Linked DNA regions of Homo sapiens: region 2 is linked to region 1. A link is a loop called in an ENCODE intact Hi-C map of the cell type or tissue named here. Cell type or tissue: dorsolateral prefrontal cortex. All regions are shown on one strand. Each heading gives the region's core, and the rest is flanking DNA. Links, peaks and the distances in the headings are about the cores only. Region 1 holds the start of KCNQ1OT1 (KCNQ1 opposite strand/antisense transcript 1). Region 2 overlaps KCNQ1 (potassium voltage-gated channel subfamily Q member 1).

Region 1 (10,091 bases), core at 1,037-9,036:
ACTTGGCAGATTTAACAAAGAAGAAGAAGGCTGGCAGAGCCAAAGCTCAGTGAGGGAGGACAGTGGTCAGAGAGGTAAGCAGGGCAGATCTTGTAAAAACCTGATGGAATTTGAATTTTATTTCCTAGAAATAGAAGCCACTAGAGGGTATCTGGCAGGAGAGTCATGGAGGCACATTCATTCGTTGGTTCTTGGCTTTTGGGACTCTGCACAGAGTTGATCACAGCCCTCAGCCTATGAAACACTGTCACCCTGTAAGGGTCTGCATAAAGTCACCGCTCTCTTCCTCTCCATGCTTTTCCACTTCATCTCTAGCCTCTATCCTTGCTCTCCTCCCTACACAAACAGCTTCTCCAGGGTAATTTATTTATATCATTGTGTGTGTGTGTGTGCACTCACGAGCACTCCCTAGTACTGCGTGTCTGGGTGGTGTGTAATTTTAATTTAAATACACAGTCATGTACTGAGGCCCTCTTTCTGTTTGGCATTTGTGTCACTCAGCACTGTGTTTCCACGCGTCTCTATCTTGTGAAGTGTACATCTAGTCCCCTGCTCCTAACCACAGTGACCAGCTCCAACTGCCCACCCCTATGGGCCATGCTGCCCTGAGCATGCACACACACAGCCTCTCGTTGTTCTGGGTGAGAACTGCTCCAGCATGTTTACTTAGGAGGGAAACTGCTGGGCCACAGGTATAAAATATTTTATTTGAGGAAGAAGTGTTGGCCAGCTCTTCAGAACGTCTGTGCCTGTCTCCGTCCCCACCTGCAGCACACAGGGAGGCTTGTTCCTTGCCTTCTGCCAACACTTGGCCTTATCCTACTTTCTAATGCTTCTCCTATGAAGAATAGCTGTTGCTTTCATTTACATTTCTCTGATAACTGATTAGCTTGGGCAAATTTTCATCTGTTTGTTAACCCTCCTGCAAACTGGCAATCTTCCTACCTTTTTCTTAATGATTTGTGGTGCTTTCTGGTATATTTTAGCTGTTGTTCCCTCCTCAGCTTTAATTGTTTCAAATATCTTGTAATGAGTCATGGCAAAGTTACATTCATGAGTGTAAAAGTGAAAAACGCAAATTGTTTCCTTAGTATTATTATGAAAACAGTCTTGACCCTTGCCATGATGGATTTATTTAACAGAAATCCTTAATCCATAATCATTAATGCATTCAAGTTCATACATTTTAGTCTTGAGGTTTGTGCTTTCTGGATCCTGTTTAAGAACCCCACGGCCACCCTGGCCCTGGAGATTATTCATTTTTTCTCCTATTAAACAAATGGCAACTACCTTTTGCTTTCAAATATTTAGTCCATTTGGAGTCTACTTTTCCTAGGGGCTCAGTTAGGAATCCATATTCCTATTCCTCCATTTTAGGGCTGGCTTTCCAACATCATCTTCTGAACAGTCCCCACTGATATGTGGTGCCACCTTTATCACATGTCCCCTTCCTCTAGACTTGGAGTTACCTCTGAGCTCTCTTCTGGGCCTCTGTCACCACACCGCTCTGATTGCTGAAGTTGGCGTGTGCCCTGGTATCTGCCAGCAGAAGTCCTCTGCTCTCCTTTTCAAAAGTTCAGTTGGCATTTACAAATATTTTTCTTCCACATACATTTTAGAATATGTTTGTTAAATTACTCAAGCCCTCCAACTGGAAGTTTGAGTGGAGTCCTGTTGAACTTAACAGATTTGGAAAATCCTGACGTCATTCTAATGCCAAGTTGCCCTGTTCAAGAAAATAAAATGTCTCTGCATATGGAAAGATCTCCCTCTATATCCTCCAATAGAGTTTTAAAATTTTTTCCATAAAAGTCGTCGTCTTTGTTAATTCCTAGACTGGTATAAATTTTGCTGCTATTCTGATTGCTGTCCTAATCTCTATTATGCTTTTTTTTAGTCAGTTGCTATTGGCATAAAGAAATGTGGTTTGTTTTTGTTTTTTGTTTTGAGTACACTGATCTTATATCCAAAACCTCTCTGAAATCTGAAATCTCTCTTTAGTTGTTAAGTTCCTTAATTTTTTTTTTCCATGTAGCCCAGTAATTTTCAAAGTGTAGTCTGGGGATTCCAGAGAGCCCCCCAGACCCTTTCAGGAAAGGTCAAAAACATTTTCATAATAATACTCGACATTATTTGCCTTTTCTTTCATTCTCACAAAGATAAAGAGTTTTCCAGAGGCAGCACACCATGACCCCAGTGGAATATGTGCTTGTATAGTTCTGCTTTAAACATTTCTTAGTTTTAACTTCTAAGATGGTAACTATCAACAGATAGAATCTCTATCAAGAAAAGCCCTTTGGGGGTTTCAATAACTTTTAAGAATACAACAAGTCGTAACACCAAAATGTTTGAGAATCTTTATGGAGACCATCAACCCTATGAGCTACACTAAGTTTTATCACTTCCTACCTGATCCTCACATCCCCATTTCTTTTTCTTGTATTAGGGTATGGCCAGGATGACATCCTTGGCCTACTCCTTATCTTAAAGAGAATGATACACTTTTAATTTCTCTATCAAGTTTACTGAAAAGTTAAGTTTTGGTTTATAACTTGTATCAAGTTGAAGAAGTTCCTCTCTAGTCCTGGCTTGCTAAGTGGTGTACTCCACTACCCCAAAATCACACATAGGCGTTAAACTTTATCACATCATTTTTTTCTGCCTCTATTGAGGGAACCATATGGTTTTTCTCCTGTAGCCTCTTAATGTGAATTACATGGATAAAGTTTCTGATATTGGATCATCTTTGCATTCCTAAGAGCAATCCCACTTGTTTAAGAATTGTTGTTTAATACATATTATTGGATTCAGTTAGCTAGCATTGTACAAGGAACTTCTGCATCTACATTCATAAGGGAAATTCTTTATAGTTTTCTTGTGCTTTCTATCTGAATTTGGACATGCTCTGATTCGCAATTTTAAAAAATCCCTCTAGCTGGAGCATAAATCCTGAAACAGACCCACTTTTCTCCTCAGCATGTTAGGAAACACATTAAAATACACCCATAATCAAGCAACTCAATCCTTAAATTTTTCTCCTACTGAGTATCTGGAAAACAGGTGCAGAAATGGATCATTTGAGACACCATAGAAATCTGGTTAATCCTGCCTGCCTGCTTTCCTTCAAGTACTGACTGAGTAAGGCTGTGTATCAGGCTCTTGGCTGGGTACAGAGCAGGCAGCAGAAAACAAAACAGAGTTCCTCGTTGGGAGCTTTTGGTCTAGCAAAAGGGGCACCACAGTAAAGAAAGAACTGGTAAATGCACATCAAATGTGGATATTATCAGGAAAGTTTTTATACTTTGTGATAATCTAAGACAGAACTATTCTACCTGGATGAATTATTCTCTTTCATAACCAGAACAGTGCTGTGGGAAGGCACTCTTACTCTCAATTTTATATAAAAGGCTATTTGACCTGCTCAGGGACCACAGTGGGGTACTGGGATCTGAACATAGTGGTGGCCCTTCAAGCCTACTACCCAGACTGAGACCTGCATCTGATCAACTCTCATCTCCAATATGACCAAGAGACTTCTACCACTACCTCTCACCTGGCAGGTGATCACCACCCCCAACTCAGACTGCAACCTTTACTTCGCCCCCTAATTCCTGACTCAGAATCCCCACCTAGAGGCAGAACTTCGACTTCAATTCCTGACTCCCATACCCCACTGAGACCTCTAACCCCAATCCCAATCTCTTAACTCAGAGCCCCCCATTCAGAACCTCTACCCAAAGACAGACTCCAGACCCTGACTCCAGTCGCCAACTCGGACCTCCCTTGGATCTCAACTCAGAGCCATGATGCAGACTCCAGACCGGGATTCAGGTCCCCAACTCAGACTCCCGATCCTCTGTCCCTAATGAGGCCCTACCTAAAACCACCATGCGGACTCCAGACCCGGACTGACTGGGACCCCAACTACTCAGATCCCAACTCAGGCAAACTCCCAGCCAGGATGTGGACCCTAGACCCGAATTCTGATCCCAACTAGGATACCTAACTCAGAACCACAACGGGGATTCCCACCTCCGATCCTAATTCGGGCCCTGACTCAGAACCACTAAGTGGATTTCCGACTCCGGTCCCAATTCGGGCTTTGACTCAAAACCACAACATGGATTCCCAACTTCCATCCCAATAGCGCGGACTCAGAACCACGATGCGGATTCCAGACTCCAATCCCAATTCAGCCCACTCTGAACCACCATGAGAACTATAGACCCGGAATCCGATCCTTGGGACGCGGCCAGGAACTCGGACCTCGACCCTGGCCACGCTGTCCATAAGGTGCAGATGGGAGCGCACTGCCCAGGCCAGGCTGCACTGCTGACGCCTGTGATCTGGGACGGCCGCGGGGCACACAGCTCACCTCAGCAACGCCAGTGATCACCCGTCCCGCGCCGTCCGCCCAGGTCCGTGCTGACCGTGTTCAAACCCTCCCAGAGAGATGGGGAGGGCCGCGCTGAGGAGAGTCTGGGAGAACCGCACTGAGGAGCCGCCGGGAGAGTGCCGCGCTGAGGAGCCCCCGGGGAGAGTGCCGCGCTGAGGAGCCCCCAGGAGAGTGCCGCGCTGAGGAGGCCCAGGGAGGACCGCGCGGAGGAGAACCATGCTGAGGAGCCCCCGGGGAGAACAGAACCGCGGCGAGAGGCCCCCGGAGAGAACCGCGCCGAAGAACCCCCGGGGACAACCGCGCCGAAGAACCCCCGGGGAGAACCGCGCCGAAAAGCCCCGGGTGCCCCGAGGAGAACGGCGCCGAGGAGTCCCCGGGGAGAACTGCGCCGAGGAGCCCCCAGAAGAGCGCCGCGCTGAGGAGCCCCGAGGAGAACCGCGCCGAGGGGCGCGCCGGGGAGAACCACGATGACTGACGCACCGAGGAGGACCGCGCTGAGGGGCGCACCGGGAGAATCGTGCTGAGGAGCCCCGGGGAGGACCACGCTGAGAGGCACCCCGGCAGAATCGCGCTGAGGGGCGCCCTGGCAGGATCTTGCTGAGGAGCTCCCTGGAGGTCCGTGCTGAGGCGACGCGGCGACCGTTCTGCCTGGAGACTGCGGCAGCGCTCCGACTGCCCCCGCCGCTGCCGACGTGGCGACCGCCCCCCACCTGCTGATTGGGCGGCAGCAGGGGAAGGCTTGCGGCGGGCTGCTGCACGGATTGGCTGGGTGCGGAAAGTGATGTGCCGTGTCCTGTCATTGGCCGAAAGAGTCTCGTTTTGATGCCACCCGGGCTCAGATTGGCCCAGCGGGTCCAGCGCCGCATGAGGCACTGGCTGGGTGTGAGGTGGCGCGAGCCGCCGCCCTCCCTGCCCCCACCCGTCGTCCCTGAGCACCACCGGGGGCCGGGGCCAGCGCCAGCCTCAGCGTTGGCATCGCCGGGGTGAGCTGGAGACACGGGCCAGTTCTCTGCGTGATGTGTTCACCACCCCGGGGTGACCGCGTGAGGACAGCGGCCGCACCCCGACACTGCTGTGGGCCCTCGGTGTGGAGGCCTGTGGGCGTCCAGGCCACGCCCGAGACCAGCCCCTCCGCCGGCGCCGCTGCAGCGACCCTCGAACCCGGGCAAGGTCTCCACCGCCGTGGCACCGGGTGCGGGAGGCGTTTTCCCCCCTCCCAGCGGGTCCATGCAGGGGATCGGGATGTTCTGAAGCCCCCACTGCTGTGCCTGGAACACCCGTGTCTGCCGCTCACCCCTGAGGACTTGGGACCTCAGGGGGTGAGTGGCAGGGGTGGCCGGGACATGCCAGGCCACCCACCTGGCAAAGGGCAGCGCCGAGGGCGCCCCGCGCCTGCCAGCGCCCGGCCGGGCCCGCCCTGCCCACCTCCCATCCCCCATCCGGGCGTGACACTTGACCGCGTCTGCCGGCCCCTCCCCTTGTCCGTCCCCTCCGCGCCGCTGGCGCGCGCCTTCTGAATGCCAAGCATTGCCATAAACTCCGGGGACAAAAGCCTGGGTCACAAAAGCCCCCTCTAGAAGTTCACACCCTGAGGCTTCCCTGGCAAGGCTGGGGGCCGTTTGGCCCTTCCATGTGGACTGCAAAAACAGTGTTGGAATGCAGGACTCTGGGTATGTTCTCGAAAGTTGTTACAACCCCAACCCAGGGTTGACCTCAAACACAGGAGGAAGGGGGAGGCTGGAGCCAGCCAAGCGAGCCAGCCGTCCCCCCACCAAGGCACGCAAGGAGGCCATTCATCTTCACTGCCTCTGCCGAAAATATACGTCTACGGGAGAGCCAGGAATCTCTCTCCAAGGGTGACCGGGTTGGGGGTTTTGTTGTTCTTCAGCCCAGAAGAGAAAGAGAAAATGGTGTCATTTTTTCAGGCAGCAAGTGATTCCTTTCAGGCCTTCAGCAACGACGCCCAGATGAGTCCACTCCCTGCCTCCTGCTCAGCCCACAGGCAATCTGGGCACAAGTGACACATCCCCTGGGCGCCTGTCCCTTCGCACTGGCCCAGGGAGTTCATGTGTCTGATCAGAGGGCGCAGTCCACCCTCACTATCTAGCTGGGAAGTTTTTGTCATCTGCCTGTCCGAGAGGCAGCTGTGCAACCAGTGCCATCACTCAGAGCCAGTGCTCAGGTGCACCCCAGACTCAGGGTTTCACGCTATAATGTCACTGTCTTGAAATTCTTGATAGTTACTATCTTTGAACTTGTGTTTTAGAAGTGAAGTCTGAGGGGAAAATGGAGCTTGGAACTTCAGCTCCCAAGTGGCTTTCCCACCTTCCTGCCTCCTCAGGACAGATTATCAGCTGCCTGTCTGCCTGCTTCCTCTGTGCCCAGCCTCTCTCTTGACATCCAAAGGATCACAACTCCCACTCAGTGACCACTATTATTCTCTGCCCCTGACCAAAAAGAGCAGGGCAGGGCTGGAGTCCTGACCCTGGCCTGGACTCTGCAATGCAGAGATACCTGCAAGTCTCATTTCCCCGCCTGTAGGATGGAGGTGATGCTGACAGCCTCTTGGAGCCATTGAGATAGGAAACGAGAGAGATTATGTGAGAAGACAGGGTCAGGAATGTTGAGTTGAGGGTGGCCTCAGGCCCCTGTCCTGCTCCTTTTTGCTGCTTGGGGTGCAGCTCAATTCCAGCCTCACTGTGGCCCCCAGGCCTCCTCTGGCCTTCCTCAGCCTTCCTCAGGAGGCCAGAATCCTCCCCTGATCACCCTCCCTGCATGTCCATTTCTACCTCCCCAGGAGGTCAGGGGAGCAGGATCCCAGGTCTTCAGAGTCATTTCACAGATTTCACCAGAATAAAAGTCCCACTCATGTGGGGTTTACATTCTGGTGGGAAAGACAGATTTTCGAAACGTGGCCATTTTTCTTTGGGCCTTTGTTAGCTGCATCAGATGGAGGAGGTAGCCTGGTGGACTCCTTCAGTCCTCGCTCTTGGACACAGAGCTGTCTCCCAGCCTTTGTTGTTGTGTTCTCCAAGGATGTCGAACACAGGCTGAAAAGCTCCCTAAATCAATTTCACTTAAAATGGTGTCCACCCTCCTACTAAAGAGTGACAAAGGGTGTTGGTTAGGATTTTTATCTTGAAAACTGATTTGTAAAGTCATGAAAATTGAGCTTATTTGGTCTTACACTTAACAAAACTGTGGGTTCTAATTGTGGGCCTGGATGGGGACATATCTTACAAGTAGTTGATTCATTTATATAGATTTTCATGTTCTGGGCTTGCCTCCACCCTCTACCTAACCCTGGAACCTCAGACCCCAAGCTCCTGGGCACTTGGATTTTTCCCTGACAAATTCCCCGCCTGTGATATTCCATGGGCACCTCACCTTGTGTGCTTGTGTGAGGTCTCCTTGAGTACTCTTAGCAGTGGGGTTGCCAGGCCAAGGAGCCTGTCACTATTGTTTGTGACCAGCTCACCAGACGTGGTCAGGAAGGACAGTTCTGTGTCCTATGTCCTCTGCTCCTCACCCCCTCGCCACACACGGGGTGCCGTCAATCAGCCAGCGCCGCCTGCCAGCCCAGCGCACCTGTTGTGTGCCCCCACTCCCGCCTCCTCTAGTCCTTTGGGGGAAGAGTGGAGAGGAAAACAGGCCGAGACTGAGAGGGGTTTGTTGTCTCGTCGGGCGACAAGAGACACGTGGGAATTGGCTAGAGAAGCATGTGAGGCTGGGCGGACTCCAGGCCAGCCCCAGAGGCAGATGGGGGCTGCCAGGCAGGCTGGGAGGTGAGCCCAGGGCTGGCCTTGGGCACCATGGCAGAATTCTGGGAGGGGGCTGCAGTCACGGCCAGCTCCCTTTCTGAATTGTTCTGTGGGTTGTGGAAGGCTTTGAAATTTGGCGCCTGCACCTTGTCACCTTCTTGGGACTCAAGGCTGCAGGGGTGGGTGTGAGACAGAGAGCCTGGGCACCTGGTGGCCACTCCCTGAGCTCCCCACGTGACAGAGGGCAGGTCCCATTCTCCTTTTGTGTCTGGTTTGCCTCATCTGTACATGGTAGGGGCTGAGCTAGCGTTCCTTGCACTCCCTCCAGCTTTACTCTTTGGGGTTCAAAAGGTTCCCTTGCAAGCCTGTGCACCCGAGAGCACGCACGCACACACGCACTCACAGCTGAAGAGAATTAGGCTCAAAACGTCCACTCGGCTTTTCTCTTGATTCCAAGGTATTTAGAGTGGGGGTGGGGGATTAGGGGAGGAAGTTGCTGAGCTAATTCTTTTGCATTTGCCAGCACAGAAGTGCAGATGGGGCCCAGAGCCCCGGCGGTGTCCCAGGGGAAACACCAGTCCTCTTCTGCAGTGCAAGGCAGGAGAAAGAACTGCTGTGGGAGCCCCTCACCCAAGCAGCAGGATGTGTGGCAGGCCCTGGCCAAGGAGTTCTGTGGGCCTCAATTCTCTCCCTACCCTGCCCCCACCCTCGGAGTCTAAGGGTGGAACCATCTTCAGACCCAGCCAGGTTCCCAAGTTGCTGCTTCCCTCGGAAGCTGAGAGGCCCAGGGCCACGTGGCAGCCTCCGCAGTCCATCTGAAGAAAGGCCCCACCCCACGCTGCTCTCAGGAGTGGACAGGAACGTGGGGGAGTGGGGGTGGTTAGGACCTCAGGGTTATCCCTGAGTGGCTGATGCATTGCCAGGAAGCCTGCTCTTAAGGTCAGCCCTTGCAGTTGGCAGTCTGTGGCCCCTCCTCGGTCCCCTTCAGTGAGGCTTTTTGCATGCATTGGTCCACACACCCACCACTGCAGCTGTCCTGGGTAAGGGCTCTGTGATCCTGCAACGCCCACCTTCTTCCTTCACTGGTCATAGGTTTCTGCTGACCCTGCAGCCCATGTCCTTGTTCCAGAATCTTCCGCCTCCTGTGGCCTGTGTGTCGCCTGCACCTGCATTCCACTGGGGCTTCCCTTCCAACTTGATGGTTTCAGGTACATGGGCCTGTTGTCAACTCTGTTCCCACTGAGCCCATGAGACGGCTATTCCTTTGAGACATGTTTACTTGACTTCCTGCCCCAGGTCTCTGCTGTACCCACAGGTGGCATGGACTCATGTCCCCACCCAAATCACATCCCCACCAGGATGGGCAGGCTCTGGGTCCTTTTGGGCCTTGTAGGCTGTCGTCAGAGGGGAGGCACAGTGGGGAGTCTCTAGGAGGTTTTGGGCAAGGCAGTGCCAAGGATCAGATCTCCCTTCTAGAAAGGTCACTCTGGCTGCTGAACAGAGAGAGAACTGAAGAGAGGCAGCAGGGTGAGGGGGAAGACTACGGGGGACTTGCCGTCACCCAGTGAGAGAGATGGGAGGGTTGGAGAAAGCGAGCATCTGTGGAGGTGTGAGAAGTGCCAGGCTGGGCTCCCTCAGGCGGCAACTTTGTCTAGACTTCTGGCTGAGGACAGGGAGGAGCTTAAGGTAGCCCTCAGCATCCAACAGGGGTAGCAGCCTAGTGCATGTATGACCACGAGCGAGCCCAAGGGAAGGACGGGTTTGGAGGGTTTCTGAAGATCTGGCTTGGATATAGTGGGGTCAGACCCTATCCCTCCACCCAGCTGCAGTGACAACTCTGTGGCTCTGGGGCACTGTCACCCTGTGGCATGGCCTGTTTGTGGTGTCCATTGCCGTCTTAGCTACCCAAGGCCCAGGGAGAGGCACACGGCTCA
Region 2 (10,091 bases), core at 921-8,920, 100 kb after region 1:
TATGTGGTGTGTCTTCTACGTGTGAGTGTGGTGTGTGTTGTGTCTGCATGTATCGTGTGTGTGGTGTTTGTGTGTGTGAGTGTGGTGTGTATATGTTGTATCCAAGACAGCCAAAGGGAAGTTCCAAGGGGCTCGTGCACTCGGTGTCCAGGGAGCAGCATCTGTGCTGTCTGCAGGTAGTCACCGTTCTCCATCCTGTTACAGCAAATACCCTCCTCTGCATTTTTCCCTTGTGTTTGATTTGCCAGGAGCAGAATTTCTGGGTTGGAATCGGGAACATTTAGAGGAGCTTCTCAGTAGAGTTGTACAGAGTGGAAATGAGTCGGCAGGCTGCATGGGGGGTTCCAGTCACAGCACAGAGGGTGTGTGTTTTCGGTGCCTGCCCTCCTGAGCTCCAAGTGTCCCACGCCTGCCCGTCAGTCCTCATGTCTACCTGGGCGACCCCATTTTGAAGATGCAGAACTGAGGTCCGGAGAGGCCTGGGTAGCTGCCTAAGGGTGGGGTAGAAGCATGGTGCCGGCTCAGCCACCCTCAGGTCTCCAGGCTCCCAGCCAAGGGCTCCGATAAGGCTGCTGGGACCTGGGGGCTGTGAGCAGATGCAGACGTCCACAGTTCCCAGGGCTCTGACCCTGCCCTGTCTCCAGAGCCCACAGCCCCACCCAAAAGGCCAGGAGGTCACAGATCTGGGATCCTTTCCCGCCACCTTCAAGAAGGGAATAAAGCCACTTCCTGCTCCATCCCAGTGGCCTGAGGGTGTGGGAGGGACAGAGGCCTCCCCCAGCAGGGTAACCCTGCAAAGAGGGGGCTGACAGCCGTTCCTGCTTCCTACTGGGCAGAGGCTATAGAGGAGGTTTCCAGCGCCTCAGTGCAGGCAGCTGAGCCCAGACCCCTGGGCTGTCCTTGGAACCACTCCCAGCCCCTGCCAGCTTTGTAGCCTCTTTCTTCCCCACCCCACTTGCCTCACCTCGGCCCAAACCTGGGTACTCCCAGCTGCAGCCCTCCCCACTTTGCCTGCTCTGAGGCTGTGTAGGGCCCAGGGAGTGGGGGAAGGGGCCTGGGTCCCGCACAGGATTGAGGTGGCGTTTACAGAACCGGGGGCCAGAGCAGCTGTGGCCGTGAAGGTTCCAAGCTTGAAGTGGAAAGGGTTTTGATGCCAAGGTCCAACGCCCAGCTTATCATTGTGTAAATCTGGGCACCACACATAGCCTCTCTGTGACTCAGTTTCTTCAACCCTAAAATGGGGACATGCTTGCGGGGGTTCAGGAGATCCCCATTGAGCACGGAGAAGAGCAGGTGCTGTCCACTCAGTGACCATCTGCCGTCACCATTCCCCAAGTTATGGGAGAATTCAGCTATGGTAAGAGCAGAGAACAGGATGGCGCTGGGGCAGGAGGAGAAGGTGTGGCTGGCAGGCACTCATGAGGACAGGGTCTCAGAGCCCATTCTAGAGAATGTTCCAGAAGGCATGGGGAGGCAGGAGACCAGGTGTGCCCAGGGTGGGGACACTGGTAATGGGAGGTGCCAGAGCTGGTGACAGAAGCAATGGAGGTGGGTGCAGGGCTGGGGCAGGGCCAGGCAGTGGCTCCTGGGGTGCTGGTGGCCCAGACAGACTAGAGATGGTGGAAGGGTAGAGTGCAGTCAGGTTTGGAGTGGGTCCACTCTTTGCACAGACCAGCCCCCTAGAGGCTCCCCAGTTCCAACAGGATACTGGGCTCCATGGCTGTCACGTGGAGCTGTCTGTAGGTGGACTGGCTTCTGACCCACTCGGGGTGCCGGACCCTGCCCTGTGCCTGTAGGGGCGGGCACTCACCTGCCCTTGCAGTCCCCTCTAGCTCTCCAGCTTCCTGCTGGCCAGTCGTATCAGCTGGCTCAGCAGCAAAGGCTTCAGACCAGGGGACTTAGGTGAGAGAAATTTATTCCTCACAGTTCTGGAGGCTGGAAGTCCGAGAGCAAGGTTGTGGAAGGGTCGGCTCCTGGTGAGGGCCCTCTTCCTGGCTCATAGGCTGGGCCCTTCCTCTGTGCTTACACATCCCTGGTGCTGCCGCCTTCTCTTGCAAAGACGTGAGTCCTATGGGACCAAGGCCCTGCCTTCACAGTCTCCTTTAATATTTATCACCTCCTAAAGGCCTCGTCTCCAAACACAGTCACATTGGGGATTAGGGCTTCAACATGTGAATTTAGGAGGGCACAGTTCAGTTCATAACACAAGTCCTCCGTCGGGCCACTGGAGCCTGGGGAGATGCCCCCACTGCATGCTGAAGGGCAGGAAGTGAGGGAGGGGAGAGCTTGTTGCGGGGGTGTCCTTGCCTCTCAGGGCCACGCCCACTGCCTGCGCCAGGGAAGACCAGCAGTGACAGGGATGGTGTCCCCGCAGCCCCTGGGTTAACACTGCCTCCTCCCTTGCTCTTCTTGGCAGCACAGACCTCAGAAGGCTGGAGCCCCGGGCAGGCCCAAGCACAGAAAAAGCCAGAGCAGGGTCTGGGGTCTTTGCCTCCAGTAGGGTGTTGGGGGAGCTTTGTATTCTCTGTGGCTGGAGGCGATTTCGCCAGCTGCGGAGCGGGGCGCGGTGGGCACATTCACCCAGACTCACACCGGCCCAGGACGTGCTGAGGGTGTTGGGGCCCATCCACCCTCCACTCCGCTTTTCCAGGGGTCAGGCAGGGGGAGGCCACAGGGTGCCCAGCTTCAGCCACACCCGCCTTCTGACAATGCGAAGCCCACCTGGTCTGTGAGCTGTCGCCTCTGTCCTCACAGTGACAGAGCTGGCTTTGAGGGCAGCAGGACAGGGGTTTAGCCCTGGCTCCGGCCCTGTCGCCAGCCGGCAGCACTGGGGCCACCAGCACAGCCTCCCAGCCCTCACCAGTATTAACTGTCATCCCAAGGGGGCCACTGAGGCAGCGGGGAGCCTGCCCTGGAATGTGCCATCCTCGGGCGCAGGCAGCCCTTCATGGGCCTGCCCAATGTCTATTAATTAAGCCCCCTGGAGACTCCAGGAGCTGGGGGCCTTGGCTCAGTGCCCTCTCATAAAGTTCTGCTCTCTGGGGACCGTGGCTCTGGCAGCCACCCTGCCTCTCAGGAGCCAGCCTAGTGCCTCCTGGGTCCCCAGGGTATAGGGCCAGACCCCAAGGCTTAGTGGCAAGAGGCCCAGCAGATGCTCATTCTCCCGGTCAAACCCCTAGATGACACTCACTGGGGAACAGAGGGGCTGGGTCCAGGAAGGAGGCGTTTGCAGGGCGGGGTTGTCTCCTGAAGACTGCGAGCTAGAGGGGAGAAGCCACTGCATGCTCCCAGCCCTTCACCTCACAGTCCCGGAATGGGGAAGCTGAGTGGCCACCCACCCTTGGACGTTCCCTGAGCATTTCCCCACTCAGAGTCCAGAAGCCCCCAGCCCCAGCAGACCCTACAGCGCTACCTGCAAAGGCCAGACCGGCCAGCCAGGGAGGTGGGCTAGACAGTGCCCTGGCCACCACAGGGCAACCCCTCAGCTCCACTTCGCCACCCAGAGGAGCTGGCCCTGGCCACTCTCTCAGAGCAGGAGGTGACATGAAGGGAAGGTGGCAGGATGGGAGTGCCCATCAGCCGGAAGGCCACGGGAGTCAATGGTGAGGGGCAGAGTGAGCAAGGGGCTCAGGGTAGCCCAGAAAACCCAGCCGGGCCCCCCCCCCCACGGGCACCCAGGAACCGCCCTGGCTTTGCTGGAGGACCTGCCATGGCTTTGCCAGAAGACCCTGGGACTGTCTGGAGCATCCTCCCAAGGACTCGCCCCTAGTCAGGAAAAAATAGGGCCCCGGAGTCAGCAAGGGCTTCCTGGGGGCCCAGGTCAGCCTGGACGGTGGCAGGACTCGGCGAGGTGGGGATGGGGCTTGGAGGATGTGGCAGAGTTCCCATGGTGTGTGTAGAATGATATTCCCTCCAGACCACGGTGCCTTCTGGGCTCTGGAGAATGCACCTGTGTTCCCAGGAGCTTTAGGGGTACCCAGGTGGTGTGATGGGGAGCAGGAGCCAGTTGTTCCCAAACCTCGCCCTTTCTCCCTGCAGGCACTGGCAGAGCTGGGGGTGATGGGGCTTCAGTGGAGCCCGCCAGGACTGGGGACACAAGCCTAGGCCTGTACCGTCTGCAGCCCCATCTCCAGGTCCCGGCCTGCCCCAGCCTGCCCACCCCCAGCCTGTCCCCCAAATGCCCAGGGCTGTGGCCTGCCCAGACTTGCCAGGGAGCTCCTGTGCCCTTCTTTCTCCTGGCCTCTCAGAAGCACTCCCTGATCCTCTCCCCACTTCCCTCCTCCCCTCTCATCCCCACCTCGGGCCCACCAGCTCCCACCCTGCTATGCCCATGGACCCCAGGGTCAGCTTTTATGCACACTCAGGTACTCAGGACACCCCACACCAGCCATTGGATGGGGCCGCCTCTGCCACCTGCTCCAGCCACCTGGCAGATCCCACTCGGCTCACACAGAGCCTTGGCCAGCATGTGGCCGCAGCCCCAACTGCAGCGGAAGGTATCGGGGAGTCGAAGGCAGAGGGGAAAGGACGGGATGGCGGGTGAACCACACGGGGAGGAGCCTGGAGCTCCTTCTGCATTTTCTTAGGAAGTGCTGCAGGGACCCACTGGATTCTCTACAGCGCCCAGTAGCCCATTAGAAGATACAGAGGCAGCAATATTCACAGGGCCAGAAACAACTGCAGTTCACCCATGCTGTGCACCAGCTCCCACACCACCCATGCCACGTGCCTGCTCTCCACCGAGCCCTGCAAATGCCTCGGCACATCAGCAAGCACAGGCCTCCTGCAACGTCATTTTGCAGAAGGGAAACTGAGGCACAAAATACTCCACTGCCACCAAGTCACCCAACTCAGTGGTAGAGCTGAGATCTGAATGCAGGCCGCCTGGTCAAGCCCATCTGTGAACTAGAACCCCGCCGCCCTGGGCAGAAACAAGGCTGTATTGACGGTGCTGGGAGAGATGAGGGGAGGGAGGGATGGAGGCCGGAACAGAGCCGGCTGCTCCCCTCAGAGGGCTGGGTGTCACCCCAGTTTTGTCTGTGGGTTTGTGGAGAGCATCACTGAAATTTCTAACTTGACAGAGTGGTTCCAGGGCTCATATAGAAGCATAAAGAGGTGAAAATAGCTGATATTTCTAAAGGCAAAAGCTAACGAGTGGGGTTGCACTGCCCAGCGTGAAGCTGCAGCCACCATTCTCCACACTCTCCTGGCCCTTGGCACAGGATGAGCCTTGCAGACGGAGGCGACACCAAGGCCTTCCCCTGCGCCCACACCCAGCGTCTGGAGCTGCTGGAAATATGTGTCCCCACCATGAAACTGATGCTGCTGTTCATCCCATTTTGTGTATGAGGAGACTGAGGCACGGGCCCACAGTTGCCAGCTGGGATTTGTCCCAGGCCACCTGGCTCAGGTCACCGGAACATGTGACAACACATGTGGTCAGGGAGAGGCAGCACCACAGTCAGATACAATGCTGACAGGGACGGCAGAGTTCCACAGGCAATGAGGCCCCCGGGGTAAAAATGAAGCAGTTTGAAAACAAAACCAGGAAGAGTGTCTGGCCATCCCGGGCCTGAGTTTCTGCCCATGGGCAGCTGCCGGACAAGCCCTCTGGTGTGTCAGCGGGTCAGGCTGAGCCAGACGTGGAGATGAGGCTGAGAGCCGGAAGCAAGGGCTTTGTCTCTAGAAGACGCAGGGGTGGTTCACAGGCCGCTGGGGACCCAGGTCACAGAGCCTTTCCCCCAGCTCCAGCCTGGCTGGGGAGAGCAAAGGCTGCAGCTGCACAGGGCCCCTCCCTGCCTGCCCAAAGCTGCTACCAGACAGCAAGCTGGGGAGAAAACTGCAGCCGACGACGGAGAGGGACGACATTTTGCAAGTGAAAACTCAAATCTATGAGAAAAGCACTCGCCCCGCAGTAGGAAAGCAGGCAAAGAACTAGAAAGACAATTTACAAAAGGATCTGAAGGTCCTCACTGCACTCATCCTGTAAGGTGGACTTGGGGCCTCATCTGGCCCCGCTGCCTGTTTTTGTAAATAAAGTTTTAATAGCACATAGCCACGCCCACCGGTGGACACATCGTCCCTGGCTAACCTTACACCACCTTGGCAGAGTTGAGTCGTTGTAACAGAGATCGTGTGACCAACGAAGCCAGAACGATTTACTCTCTGGCCCTTTAGAGAAAAGCGTGCTAGCCCTTGCTCTAAGAGTTTCAGTGAAGAGACGCAAGATGCAGAAATGAACCTAATTGTGTGGTCTTCCGTGCTGGGGAAGCCGAGGAGAAATGGAAGTATGAGCCGGTTCCCTGCTCCAGAAATCGCTCTGATGACACGTATCACGGGGATTAAAAAACATTCCTCCCCCCTTGACCTCATAATCCTCCTTCCAGGATTCTCTCCCTAAAGAACAAATCAGAGTTATGCACAAACAAGCTAATCACAGCCTTATTTATAATAGTGAGAAATTGGAAACAGACCGCATGTGCAGCATTTGCGGGATGTTGGTTCTTGTTATGCACATTAGGGACAATTATGCAGCTTTCAGTCATCCCTCAGTGACCCAGGAAAATGCCCCATGTACAAGGTTACTGGAGACAAACATGGTCCCAGTTTCTGGGGTGGGAGGTGGTGCCCAAAACATCACCTTACAGAAAATGCCCGGAAACGTGTCTCTGGAGGGTGGACTTAGAGATATGTTTTTGAAACAGATTTTTTCATATTTTTCAAAATTTCTCCCGTAAGTGGTTCTTACCTCCATAACAGAAAAAGAGTAAACAATCAATGTGGAGTGAGGAAGAAGAGAGGGGAGGGAGAGAGGAAGGGAGGGAGGTACGCAGGGAGGCAGCAAGGGGACTTCCCTGCTGAGGACGCTAGCCCCTCCGTAATTTGTCTGTCCTTCCCAGCCTGCCTGGGGCCACATGGGCCACTGTGCCCAGTGAAGCCTGGCTTCCTTGTCTGTGGTGCCAGCCATGTGGGAGGGTAGGCGACCCGCCTTGGGCTGTGTAACGCAGGCTTGCCTCTTCCTTACCCCGGTTGTGCCAGTGGCTAGGCACCAGGTAACCTGTCTGTGCTCCCCACCGAGCAGCTGGGCCGTGTCTGCTTTCCGAGGAGGCTGCAGGTAACCCTTCTCTAACCTGCTCAGCCCCCAGCTCCATCTTCCACCTGTCCTGGGGGATCCCCATTCATTCTCTCCGTGGGCATCATCAGAGGCTCAGCTGTACCAGACCACTGCCCGGGAGTACGTTCGGGCTCAGGTTTCCCTTGAGGGTGGCCCCCACCTGACCCCTCCCCGCCCCTCTCTTGTGCCCTGAGAGAATAGCGTGCCCCCAGAGACAGTAAAAGCCTGGCTTGCGTGCTGGCTCCGGTGACACACAAAGGCCTCTGCTTCTCCACTCTCAGGCCAGCCCGAGAGGGACGGCACCACCGGGACAGCACCAGCGGGGGCATGGGGAGGGGTGACAGGTTGGGCGGGGTCCCTGGGGCTGGGGCGTAGCCCCTCTCTGCAGGCCCCACAGTCTGTGACCGTGCAGGGAGGGTGCTGGGAGTCTCGGCTCTTTCGGAAGGCGCCAGTGTTTCCTTGTCACAGAATGAAGTAAATGGGACGATGAAGGGGCAGTGTTTAAATGGCTGCTTTAGCCCGTTTGGAAGTCTGCTAATTATTCTCTTGAGGAAAGAAATGCAGGTTCATTATTATAATGAGCTTTGGGCAAAATATTTCATCGAGCCTGACAAGCCGCAGCGACGCCTCGAACGTGGCCGGCTCTGAAAGGCCTCCTATTCTGCTGGAAGCTAATTGGCCCGGGGTCTTCCCAGCCCTGTGCTGTTTGTGTGCTATTTTAATTCGCTTATGAAAAGCCCCCGCTTTGATGTCCGGGACCAGATAAGGCCGGGAGGGGACCCTCCATGGAGAGCGGGACTGTGCCGCCCGCGGTCGCTGCACTGGGCCTCCTCGCCCCCCCACTCCGGGCCCGGGGCCAGCGCGATGTCATGAGGTAACTGAACAAACAGTCCTGCTGAAAAATATGCTTTTGTTTCACTAATAAATCCCTCCTCGGAACACTCCCGGGCCGGGCCCTCCTCGGGCCCAGCCTACCAGGCCTTCCCGCCCAGTGCCTCCGCAACCCGCGCCAGGACAGCCGGCGGTGGGCACAGGCGGGCGAGGGGCACCCCCACCCCCTCCAGGGCCCCCCTTCCCTCAGCCTCCTCCCCACCCACCCGAGCTGCCTGCCTTTCCCGCACTCTCCTCCCTGACTTCCTCCCACCTACCGGCCTCTTCCGACCTCTCTCTGCCTCTTTCCCCCATCACGATACTCCAGTGGCCACCTTCCCTGCCCACCATGCCTCCTGGCCCCCAATCCGGTCACCAACTTGAGGCTGCCCCTGACAAGCCCTGGCTGCAGCATGAGGGAAGCAGCGGTAGAGAAGGCCAAGTTTGGGCACCTTGCACAGCCTCCTGGAGCCTCGGTTTCCACATCTGTAAGGATGAGACAGGAACGGTCTCTCTGGGGGCAGGGCCGGTGGTACCTGGAGCCCTCCCCACTGAGCACCTGGCCCAGTGCCCGGCACGTGGCAAGTGAAGGCGGCTGCTTCCCGCCCCTCTCATGGACACCACTGTGGGCACCACTTGGGCACCCTGTGGGCTTATTTTCCCTGCCCACTGCCAAGCACCAGACCAAGATCTGATGCCATCTGCCCAGGGCATTGAGGGTGAACCCATCCAGGCTGGCCCGCCTTCCAGCCCTCCCCCAGCACCCACCAAGCCCCTGCGATATCCCAGTGGAAGATAATGGAGGTGTTACGGGGATGGGCTAGAACTCGGTCCTGGCATCACAGAGCTACCCCGGTCAAAAATATACCATGTAATTACAGACCAGGAAAATTACTGTGCAGGAGCAAAGCAGGGCACTGTGCCGGAGAGGAACAGGGGTGGTCAGGGAAGACCTCCGAGGGAGGGGCATTTGAAAATAGCATTCAGAGTTGCTATTAATAGGCTCTGATGCAGAACTGAGCAGAGAAGAAAACAAAAGAGGACCATAATATCTCCACAGAGAACTATCATTAATTTTTTAAATGGGAGTCCTCAGGTAGGTTGGTTGATTGAGTGATTGATTGATTGATAATCTTGGTTCTATTTGAATTTCTAGAAAATTCCAACAGTACAGAAAGGTCTGAAATGAAAGGTAAATACCTTCATGACCATGCCCCCTTTCCCTAGGATACCCCTTGTTATCCTAGAAATACCCATCCTTAGTGTGAGGAGAGCAGCATTCCAGACGCTTCTCTGTATGTTGCATAGAAAAAGGATGGTTAGATACATGGGCAGATTAATGGATGGACAGATTGTTGTATGGAGGATTAGGGGAGGGATAAATGGATGGATGGATGAACACATGGACAATGGGTGGGTAGATGGGTGAATAGATGGGTGGACAGATGGAAGGATGGATGGATATATGGATGCATGGAGAGACAGAGAAATAGATGCAGAGATGGAGGGAGGGAGGGAAGGAGGGATGGATAAATGGAGGAATGGAGGAATGGATGGATGGAGGGGTGGGTAGGTGGGTGGGTAGGTGGGTGGCCAGACAATGGATGTGTGAGTGAGTAGATGAATGAGTGGGCAGACAGACAGACACACCATCAGAAGCAAATATAAATATGGAATCAAGGGATGCCTGCAGCTTTTGAATTGTTGATTTTTTTCTTTTTTTAAGAAGAAACCAAAGTAAAACAGAAGGAATTGCTGAATTCAGATAAATGTTTCTTCACCAAAAGAGAAATTCATTTCTAAATGTCACTTTCAGGTTAAGGAAAATAAAATGTGGGACGCTGGACTCATCGTGGGTTTTTGCGGTCTTCTCTCAGCTTTGTGTGGTAGCCAGCGACGCTGCAACCCCGCCCCCGCAGCCTCCTGGTGCAGCACGTGTTCATTTATGGGTTGTTGTTACCGTGGCATTGGTCCAGGTTTGTGATACTTGTGCACAGCTTGGGGGCTCTGCTTCCCTCTGTTTGTTCGTCTTGGTGCTGTGTATGAAGGTGGCAACAGACTCCCCATAGTCCTCTCACCACAGACACCTCTTCTCAGTTCTTCGTTT

Evidence for each region. Peaks named below come from ENCODE experiments on the same cell type or tissue, not always from the same donor. Only the 100,000 strongest peaks of a DNase experiment are listed, where the experiment ranks them.
Region 2: a loop joins it to region 1, with 2.0 times the contacts of the local background. A loop is called at or near these places in 2 of 110 quality-filtered maps.

Annotation. Positions count from the first base shown.
Region 1 is chr11:2,694,953-2,705,043 of GRCh38, forward strand. The region is part of intron 11 of KCNQ1 (potassium voltage-gated channel subfamily Q member 1); the gene reads left to right. It overlaps KCNQ1OT1 (KCNQ1 opposite strand/antisense transcript 1), which reads right to left and starts at 5,042. Exons shown (of 1, transcript NR_002728.4): 1 at 1-5,042. RefSeq lists silencers at 5,176-5,445, 5,456-5,525 and an enhancer at 5,243-6,482. In dorsolateral prefrontal cortex, for the core only: no CTCF peak of the experiment used is centred there; DNase peaks (open chromatin) are centred at 5,159, 5,889 and 8,032; H3K4me3 peaks cover 3,933 bases; H3K27ac peaks cover 2,072 bases.
Region 2 is chr11:2,799,500-2,809,590 of GRCh38, forward strand. All of the region lies in intron 15 of KCNQ1 (potassium voltage-gated channel subfamily Q member 1), which reads left to right. It overlaps LOC124902614 (a long non-coding RNA gene), which reads right to left and starts at 625. Exons shown (of 3, transcript XR_007062554.1): 1 at 1-625. RefSeq lists enhancers at 303-1,240, 5,540-6,039. In dorsolateral prefrontal cortex, for the core only: no CTCF peak of the experiment used is centred there; DNase peaks (open chromatin) are centred at 5,702 and 7,962; H3K4me3 peaks cover 852 bases; H3K27ac peaks cover 866 bases; H3K27me3 peaks cover 307 bases.